2 separate regions of the Homo sapiens genome follow, and region 1 is linked to region 2. Evidence: chromatin loops called from intact Hi-C (ENCODE). Cell type or tissue: heart left ventricle. All regions are shown on one strand. Links, peaks and the distances in the headings refer to the core of each region. The heading gives the core; the rest is flanking DNA.

Evidence for each region. Peaks named below come from ENCODE experiments on the same cell type or tissue, not always from the same donor. Only the 100,000 strongest peaks of a DNase experiment are listed, where the experiment ranks them.
Region 1: it touches region 2 in a loop (3-fold over the local background); 2 of 110 quality-filtered maps call a loop at or near these places.

Annotation. Positions count from the first base shown.
Region 1 is chr9:89,052,156-89,056,189 of GRCh38, forward strand. It overlaps SHC3 (SHC adaptor protein 3), which reads right to left. Exons shown (of 12, transcript NM_016848.6): 7 at 1-8. Among named protein-coding and RNA genes, the nearest start is that of S1PR3, 63 kb to the left of the region's middle. In heart left ventricle, for the core only: no CTCF peak of the experiment used is centred there; a DNase peak (open chromatin) is centred at 1,792; H3K27ac peaks cover 6 bases.
Region 2 is chr9:89,276,985-89,281,018 of GRCh38, forward strand. It overlaps LOC105376136 (a long non-coding RNA gene), which reads right to left. Exons shown (of 3, transcript XR_930101.4): 3 at 3,463-4,034. Among named protein-coding and RNA genes, the nearest start is that of CKS2, 32 kb to the right of the region's middle. In heart left ventricle, for the core only: a CTCF peak has its summit at 2,213; no DNase peak of the experiment used is centred there.

The DNA.
Region 1 (4,034 bases), core at 538-3,037, 230 kb before region 2:
GTGACAAGCTGGGAAAGCAAGTGACATGGGCCTATTAGAGACAGACACTGGTGCTACCTGGGCTCCTCTACAAAGAGCCCTTGCTGAGGACACAGGGACAGAGAGGTGCATGCTTCTTCCATAATATGTCCTAGCAGATCCAACCACAGCTTTATCTCCAGGTAGGGAATCCTACAGCTATAACATCTCACAATAGGCATGCATTTCTTAATAGCCTATTGTCTACAAAATTATAGGTTTCATTTTTAAATAAATTAAAGATTTTTCAAGTTCAATTTGATGTTCTTCAATTTCTTTAGTCTATAAAGCATCAATTCTGACATCAATAGGGAAAAATTGTTTAGAAGGAGACTTCAGCACGACAAAGAGCCTGATCTCGACATGAACTAGGTCCCTTCAAACCCATGAGGCCTTAAAAAATGGACTGAAACCAGCATCTGTTGAGTGAATCTTGATTTATTCAGTGGACTTAGAGCAAGTAGTTCACTTGCTTCTTAGTGGGGGTAAAGTGTTGATCACCATATGTGGCCACTCAAAACAATAAGGAAACCTTTGAAGATGAATATAAAGAGATATTAATTATCAGTGTGACCATGCCAATAACATGACACATGCATCTACGTAAATTTGAGACTGGTTATTCATGCAGATTCTCAGAAAAGCAGCTTGTGTAAAGAGTAGATAAAAGTTAGGGGTGGCGGTAGGCCAAAATGAGGCCTGGTGGTAAGGCCTGGAGCAGTCCTTATGCTTGAAGCAGGCACCAGCTGTTACACAAGGACATGATGTCCTAGTGGCAAGGCTGCAGGATTATCTATGTGAAACCTTCAGAGAAAAGAGGGCCAGCCTCTGCCTCATAAGGAAGTAGTACTTTTTCTCCAGGGTACTGGAAAATACCTCTACTCTCCAGACCCACTTCCACCGTGCCCTACCATAAGCGTCCACATGTCCCTCCTGAAGGAGCCACAGGGCTGTCGCCATGAGGAGCCTAGCATGATCTTTTTACCAATGGGATAAAGGAATTCTCAGGAATTCCTGGGAAGGATGACAGCTGCCTTCATCACACCCCACCATTCTCCTGCCGACAATCGTATGCCAAGGAGGGTTCCTCCAAAAGCCGCGTTGGTCCCTGCAGTGAGGAGGATGCATTTCTTCATGAGTTGTTGTTCCCCAGCCCTGGCAGTGATTAGGGAGACACTGAACTGTGCCCTCCCTATAGGAGAAGCCAGTACATACTGGAAAGATGAAAGCTGTCAGGGAGGGGACAGAGAGACAGACACGGATGCCTCTGCACAGTGTGGAGCCTCTCAGCATAATACGGCACTGGGACTTTACCCCGGAGGCAGCCAGCTAGGCCCTGGGGCCTCAGCTCCTTCTCTCCCAGACTCCAGGGCAGGGAGACTTCTGTGGACACAGGAAATGTATTTCCTCGGAAGAGCAAGTACAAATGTATTTCTGCTTTGGGGGGCAATGCAACCCCTTGGATACGGCAGTGTTATTTTAGATATTGCCAAGAGATGTGTCTACAAAGGTTCAGACATCCTGGTTGTCTTCTGATGATCAATTATTGATATTATTTTAGTATTGACATTATTATTTACTAAGCATTGCCCCCAGGTAGTCACAAAGCAATGCCAAGCAGCTGTTACAGTTGTGCAGGTCACTGACTGATACAAATGCAACCATCTTTCCAGCTAAGAAGGAAGTAGGAGTCCAGGCCTGAGCAAGGGAAAGCCAGTGAGACACCTCGTTCCCCTGACCTGTCCTGTGCCACGCCCCTCCCGGCCCTGCTGTCCAGCATCAGCACCAGCCAACAGGACTGGTTGGTCGGTGTTTTGGAGAATGAGAAAAAAGACTGGAAAAGGGTCAGAAAGGGTAGCCTGTTTTTTTTAAGGAGAAAATAGGTATCCTAGCCTTTAAGATGAAGAACGAAGAATACGATTTACTGAGAGTGGGCTGTACAATCTCATCCACATGCTACTAACCTTCTACACACCTGAGAGCATGAAGCCTGGGAAGGGGCCTCTGTGGGAAAGGTCCAGGACATGTGGAGCAGGTCAGGGCTTGAGGTAAAAGCACTCTAGCATGCTGAGAAATGGGCATGTTACTCCAAGTGACTAACTCGGGGGCAGGCCCTGCAGATTGTGAGTAGACCCATGGACTCTCGGGAATTAACTCATGCCTGCAGCTCCTGGCACCTGGCAGAGTCCTCAATGAATGGAGAAAACAAGTCACCTGTTGCTTTGGTCTGAGGATTCCTTCTATAAAATGGCCTCTACATGTTCCAGAAACTCACTCCAAAACCAGTTAAACCTGGACTTTGTCTCTCTGGGCCTGGTATTTCTTCTGAGAGTATTGACACTTAGCCAAAAGCCACAATCTTCTAGCCTGCCCTGTGTGATTTGATGTGTGCACTAAATAATGAGGCCTTCCCCAAAGGCAGTCATCCAGCCTGCTGGGCTTCACCTCTCCCTGAGGAAACAACAAAACCAAAGATGTCATTCACAAACAATGGAGAAGAAACCAAGAGAGGTATGCAGCCCATTCGTGCACAGAATCGAGATTCCAAATGACGCAAAATCTAAAACATAGCTCAATGTAAACAAGGTCAGCAAGACAGGGAATTCCACAGTCCTCATTTGAGGAAACTGCCCACTGGGGAAACTCGTACCAACAGCCTGCAATAGTTCATTTACTTAAAAGCAGGGATCCTTTGCTGACACTGGTTTCTCTCTTATTTTGCCCCGCCAATAAAAAAAGCTGAAGCCACTCTCTAAGAGCACTAGCCCAAGCTGCCCCGGAGCAGCCACCTGAGCCATGACATCAGCAAAGGGACTTTCAAGAGCTCACATCACAAGGACTACTCCATAACTGAGATGGGCAACTTGAAAGCAAACCACTCCCTTAGGAATGTATTGTGGCTCTGTAGTCACACTGTAGTAGCTGGGGATGTGGTGGCTTTCAGCCATATGGTAGCTCCTGGCATGTCCACTCACATCTCCCGCTCCCTGAAGAATGGTTAACAGTGGTGAATGAGAAGGCAGTACCTAGATGCATCCCAATCCACCAGACTTCCAGTTCTCAGCTTCCTCCTCTCCCCAAATAAGCCCAGAGGCTAGTAGCTGCTCCCGGCTTGGCGCTCAGGACTGGCCCCCGGCCATCTGCCTGCTGCAACAGGGCATCCAGTAAACTGGTGTGAGGCTTGTTCATCTAAGCACGCTCTCAACACCCTACCTGTGACACCTATTCTGTGAGTCAGGGTGGGCAAGTTATGCCACAGTAAGAAACAATCCCAACGTCTCTGGCTGAAATCAACCATTTCATTCTTGCTTACTCATTTCTGGGCACCTCTCTAAGGCAGCCATCCTCTTGTGGTGCCTCAGTGGCCCAGGCTGGTTTGATCTTTTGATCTTGCAACTCAACGCAAGGCCTTTCCCACAATCTGCAGAAGAAACAGACAGCAGGGCCTTGCACCAGAACCAAATGCACCTTCTGTTCTGCTCTTAGCCCGTCACACAGAACTGTCATGGGCTTCTCCCAAGCAGGAGGGGGCTGGCAGATGCCATCTTTTGCAAGTTTGGAAGGATAGGAGAGCAGGATATTAGGAATGCCCATCACACCCACTGAATCCCTTCTCTAAGTCACAGTTATCCATGCTGCTTCTCACTCATGCCTACCACAAAGAACTTTCCAACCATGCATCCCCAATAAGTGTCTATTTGTAAATTATTAACGTGCATTCCTGTATTAATATTATGTGTATCATAAAAACATCTTTTAAAAGATATCTTTTGTCTTCAAAAAGGATGCAATAAAGAGAAAAATAAAAATTTAAGCTGTCTTGTTAGCCGTGAAAGCATTACTCTGTCAGTCAGTATCTCAAGACACAACCACATTAGGTGTGATCTATTGTTATTATGATGGATAAAAATTCATCTTTCCATCCTGGAGGTACATTTCTTAATCATCTTGAATGTGGAAGGGCTGATTTCTTATCTTATATGAATAGATGATCAGTGTTTTTACTGTGAAATGCA
Region 2 (4,034 bases), core at 776-3,275:
AATCATGATGAAGGCACCTCTTCACAGGGTAGCAGGAGAGGAATGAGTGCCAGCAGGGGAAATGCCAGACACTTATAAAAACATCAGAGCTCATGAGACTCACTATCACAAGAAAAGCATGGCGGAAACTGCCTCCATGATCCAATTACCTCCACCTGGTCCCTCCCAAGATACATGGTGATATGGGAACTAACTTGAAGATGAGATTTCAGTGGGGAAACAGTCAAACCACATCAAGTGGCCTGTGGTGTTCAAGGTTAAGTGCCTTCTCCTAATTCTGCAGAGTTGAGCTGGCTATCTACAGGTGTTCTTGCATGATCTGAAGAGACTTGTACACTGGCTGTAGGAGTGCATGGGGAGCACTGGCTATGGAAGTTGTGCGGAGTTCTGGGGGCACATGTGAGCTAGTTGGGGGGATAGTCCACATTCTGTAAGGTTTGTGTGTGAGCCTCTTGATGAAATTCGCAAGGTGGTTGGTAGAAACTGTGGCCCTTTGCTAAGTCCCATGTTCCAGTTGCTATGAGCTTCCACCACTTTTCCCTGTTCCTAGCTACTCAAAGACTATTTAGCTGTACCAATCCCTTCAGTGTTTAGGGTGGAGTGAAAAGAAAGTGCACCTCCCACATGGCTGGGGAAGCCAGGTACTAGTACACTACACTTTCACTTTCATCTTTCCCTGCAGGAGAAATCACAGGCTAAGAGGGCCTCTCTTGTCACTGGGCTGTGCCTTTGGGGGAAGGTTGATGCAAGTAAAGTGAAACTGTTTTTCTTACCCATTTTTCTATTGCTAGTCTCAGATTTTTTGCTCCTATGGGGTGCTGGAGCCTTTTTGCTGGACTTCCAGGCTTCCAGAAAGGTATTGTTGGCAATGGGCAGTTGCCAAAATTGGTGTGTCTGTGGAAGGCTAAGGACTCAAAACTCCTATTCTCACTGATGTCACTTCTCAGTAAGTTGGTTTGTGAGTAATAAAATTAATATCTTCTTTTTATTTTTGCCCCAATATTTGTTTCTTAATTTTTAATTTTAATTTTAATTTTTCTTTTAAGTTTCACATATACCCGGTTTACAGGGTCAAATCATTAGAAAATCAAATAATTAGTAGATTTTCCTTCTTATCCAGCATACTGAAGACTTCATATTTATACCAAAAAACAAATTTTTTAATATACCAAAATAAACAGACATTCCATTCTCTGAAGTCCTTGTGTGGATTCAACTGCTTACTAAGCAACTAACATAAAATATGAAATAAGTCTAATCATAACAAGTTAAAACAATGTTCTACCTTTAGAAATTTATTTAGAAATTTATATTAAGTACACATGATTCAAAGATTTTAGTAGTATTAATACTTATTCCTAGAAAGGATATATAATATTCTTCTGAGTATCTTTAAAACTGGATTAAAGGAAGGTGTCTTCTTATTTTTCTATTTTTCCTGCTTCCTGTTAGCTATTTTTAAAAATATTTTATTTGTTAGTTTGAAAGTTACTAATGAGACAAGCCAACACTCAGGATAATGCTTTTCTAGTTATCTGTTCCTTCTCATGACTGTTCCCTGAGAAAATCCAATTATCTTCTTCTATCACCACCATTTCACTCCCCACACCCTACAACCAGTGGCATGATGGAGTTGGCCCAGGAAGACCTGTTTTCCCCCATGGTTAAATTATTATAAATCCTGTGAGCCTGTTACTAAACAGTTGGTAGCTTGAAATCTGACACTGGAAGAGTATTTACACCAAGGAAATTGGCCAATTCTACTAGGGCTTCCTCCACTCCTCCCAGAGCCCATTGTTAAATATTCACTTAGAACACCACTGCAGGCCGGGCGTGGTGGCTCAGCCTGTAATTCCAGCACTCTGGGAGGCCAAGGTGGGTGGACTGCTTGAATCCTGGGCAACATCATGAAACCCTGTCTCTACAAAAAAAAAAAAAAGAAAGAAAGAAAAAAATAGCCAGCAGTAGTGGCTGTGGTTCTAGCTACTCGGGAGGCTAAGGTGGGAGGATCGCTTGAGCCCGGGAGGCGGAGGTTGCAGTGAGCCCAGATTGCACCACTGCACTCCAGTGTGGGTGACAGTGAGATCCCATCTCAAAATAAAGTAAAATAAAATAAAATAAGAACACCACTGCCTACAAATGCTCAGCCAAAAAGCAAAGTCCATCTTGAGCTACTGTTTATAAACAATAGGAGTAGCAAGCCCTCTCGTGGCTATTATCAGAATTGCAGAGGATAAGGAGATAAGGTAAAAAGATCAAGATTTCATCCCAAATATGTTTTATATAAGGCTTTAGAATGATAGTGTTGATTGTTGTAGTTTAATATCTCCTGCCTCTGTGCAAACTTTTCTCAAACTACCCAAAAAACACCACTTAGGTTTCCCTTTCTCATGAGTTGTAAATATCTCCTTAGTAAGAGTAGGCTTTTCTTTGTGTCCCTATAGCAAAGACTGTATTATTCACTTTTAAGGACATGCATTTTCTGTGGGTTACTGTGGGCATGTCACAGGAAAGGTTGTGTGTTTTGAAACTGTCTGTGTATCTTAGCCATACAATTAAGCCATATGAGGAATGCAAACCAGTCACCACTGCATATTAAAACACAAACCACATCAGATTACCCTCCTGCTTAGCAGGCCTCAATGGTTTCCTGTTGTATCTAAAATAAAATCCAGATACTTCACCAAACCCCATGGATCCTCGGTGGCCTAGCTCCTGCCGTGTCTCCTGCTCTGCTTTTCCTTACTGTCCCCTTCCCGTTATACAAATGTTAGGGCAAAGGCCACTCCTCAGTGGGGCCTTTTCTGGACACCTGCTCTGAACCAATGCCCACCCACCCACCCATCTGTTAATTGGTCACATCATCAGGCTTGGTTTTCTTCCCACCACTTATCTCCACCCAAAATCATCCTATTTGCTTACGTGTTGAATCTGACCCACCCAGTGGAAGGGAAGCTGGAAGCTCAGTGTGGACAAGCCCTGGTCTGTCTTACACACAGTGTTTTCCCCATAACAGGCTCCTGGTGTGAGTCACGGGGAAAGCTACAGATGCCCACAGGCAAAAGAATTGGGAGCCCTACACCCATCTACCCTCCAACCCCAGCTCTTATTTGAGTGTAGAGTGAAAAACTGGCTCATTTTGCCCGGGACTGTCACTGTTTTACCATTAAAAGCCACCATCCTAGGAAATCCTTTACCCTCAGACAAATCTAGAATGGCTGGTCACCTTATATGTTATCTAGAATTGCTTTCTGGGATGATTTTGAAAAATAAATGACTTTTTTAAAATATAAAAGCTTCCTCTGAATAACAAAATTTAATTTGCAGATTATCCTTTAGCATTCTATAAAAAATATTATTTATTTTAGCAGAGTTGACTTTTCTTGGCATATACATTTGTATTTGTCTTAGCACTTAAAATATATATGAAGCATATTGTAAAAAAAAAGAAAAAGGATCATATTGTATTCACAGGTAATGCTTTTAATTTTAAATGTCATTGAAGAAATAATCTGGTACAAACATGGCACACATGACTCATTGCTGGTAGGGTTAGAGACTTCCCACTTGAAGTCACTTTGATTCCTAAAATAAGTTTATTGATGTGTTTCTTTTACATTACATCTTCCTGATTTTAAAAAAATGTGTTATGTTTTCTTTTCTTTTTCTTATTTTTTTATTTTAAGACAGAGTCTCACTCTGTTGCTCAGGCTGGAGTGCAGTGGCATGATCATAGCTCACTGCAGCCTCAACCTCCTGAGCTCAAGTGATTGTCCCGCCTCAGCCTCCCAAGTTGCTGAGACTACAGGTGCATGCTACCATGCCTGGCTAATTTTTTTTTTAATTAGAGACAAGATTTCACCATGTTGCTCAGGCTGGTTTTGACCTTCTGAGTTCAAACTATCCTCTCACCTCAACCTCCTGAAGTGCTGGGATTATAGTCATGAGCCACGGCGCCCCAGACCTTATTTTCAAAAGATATATTTTTCTTCATTTCTCCTTGAACTTGGAGGGAACACTGCCTCAAAAGAAGT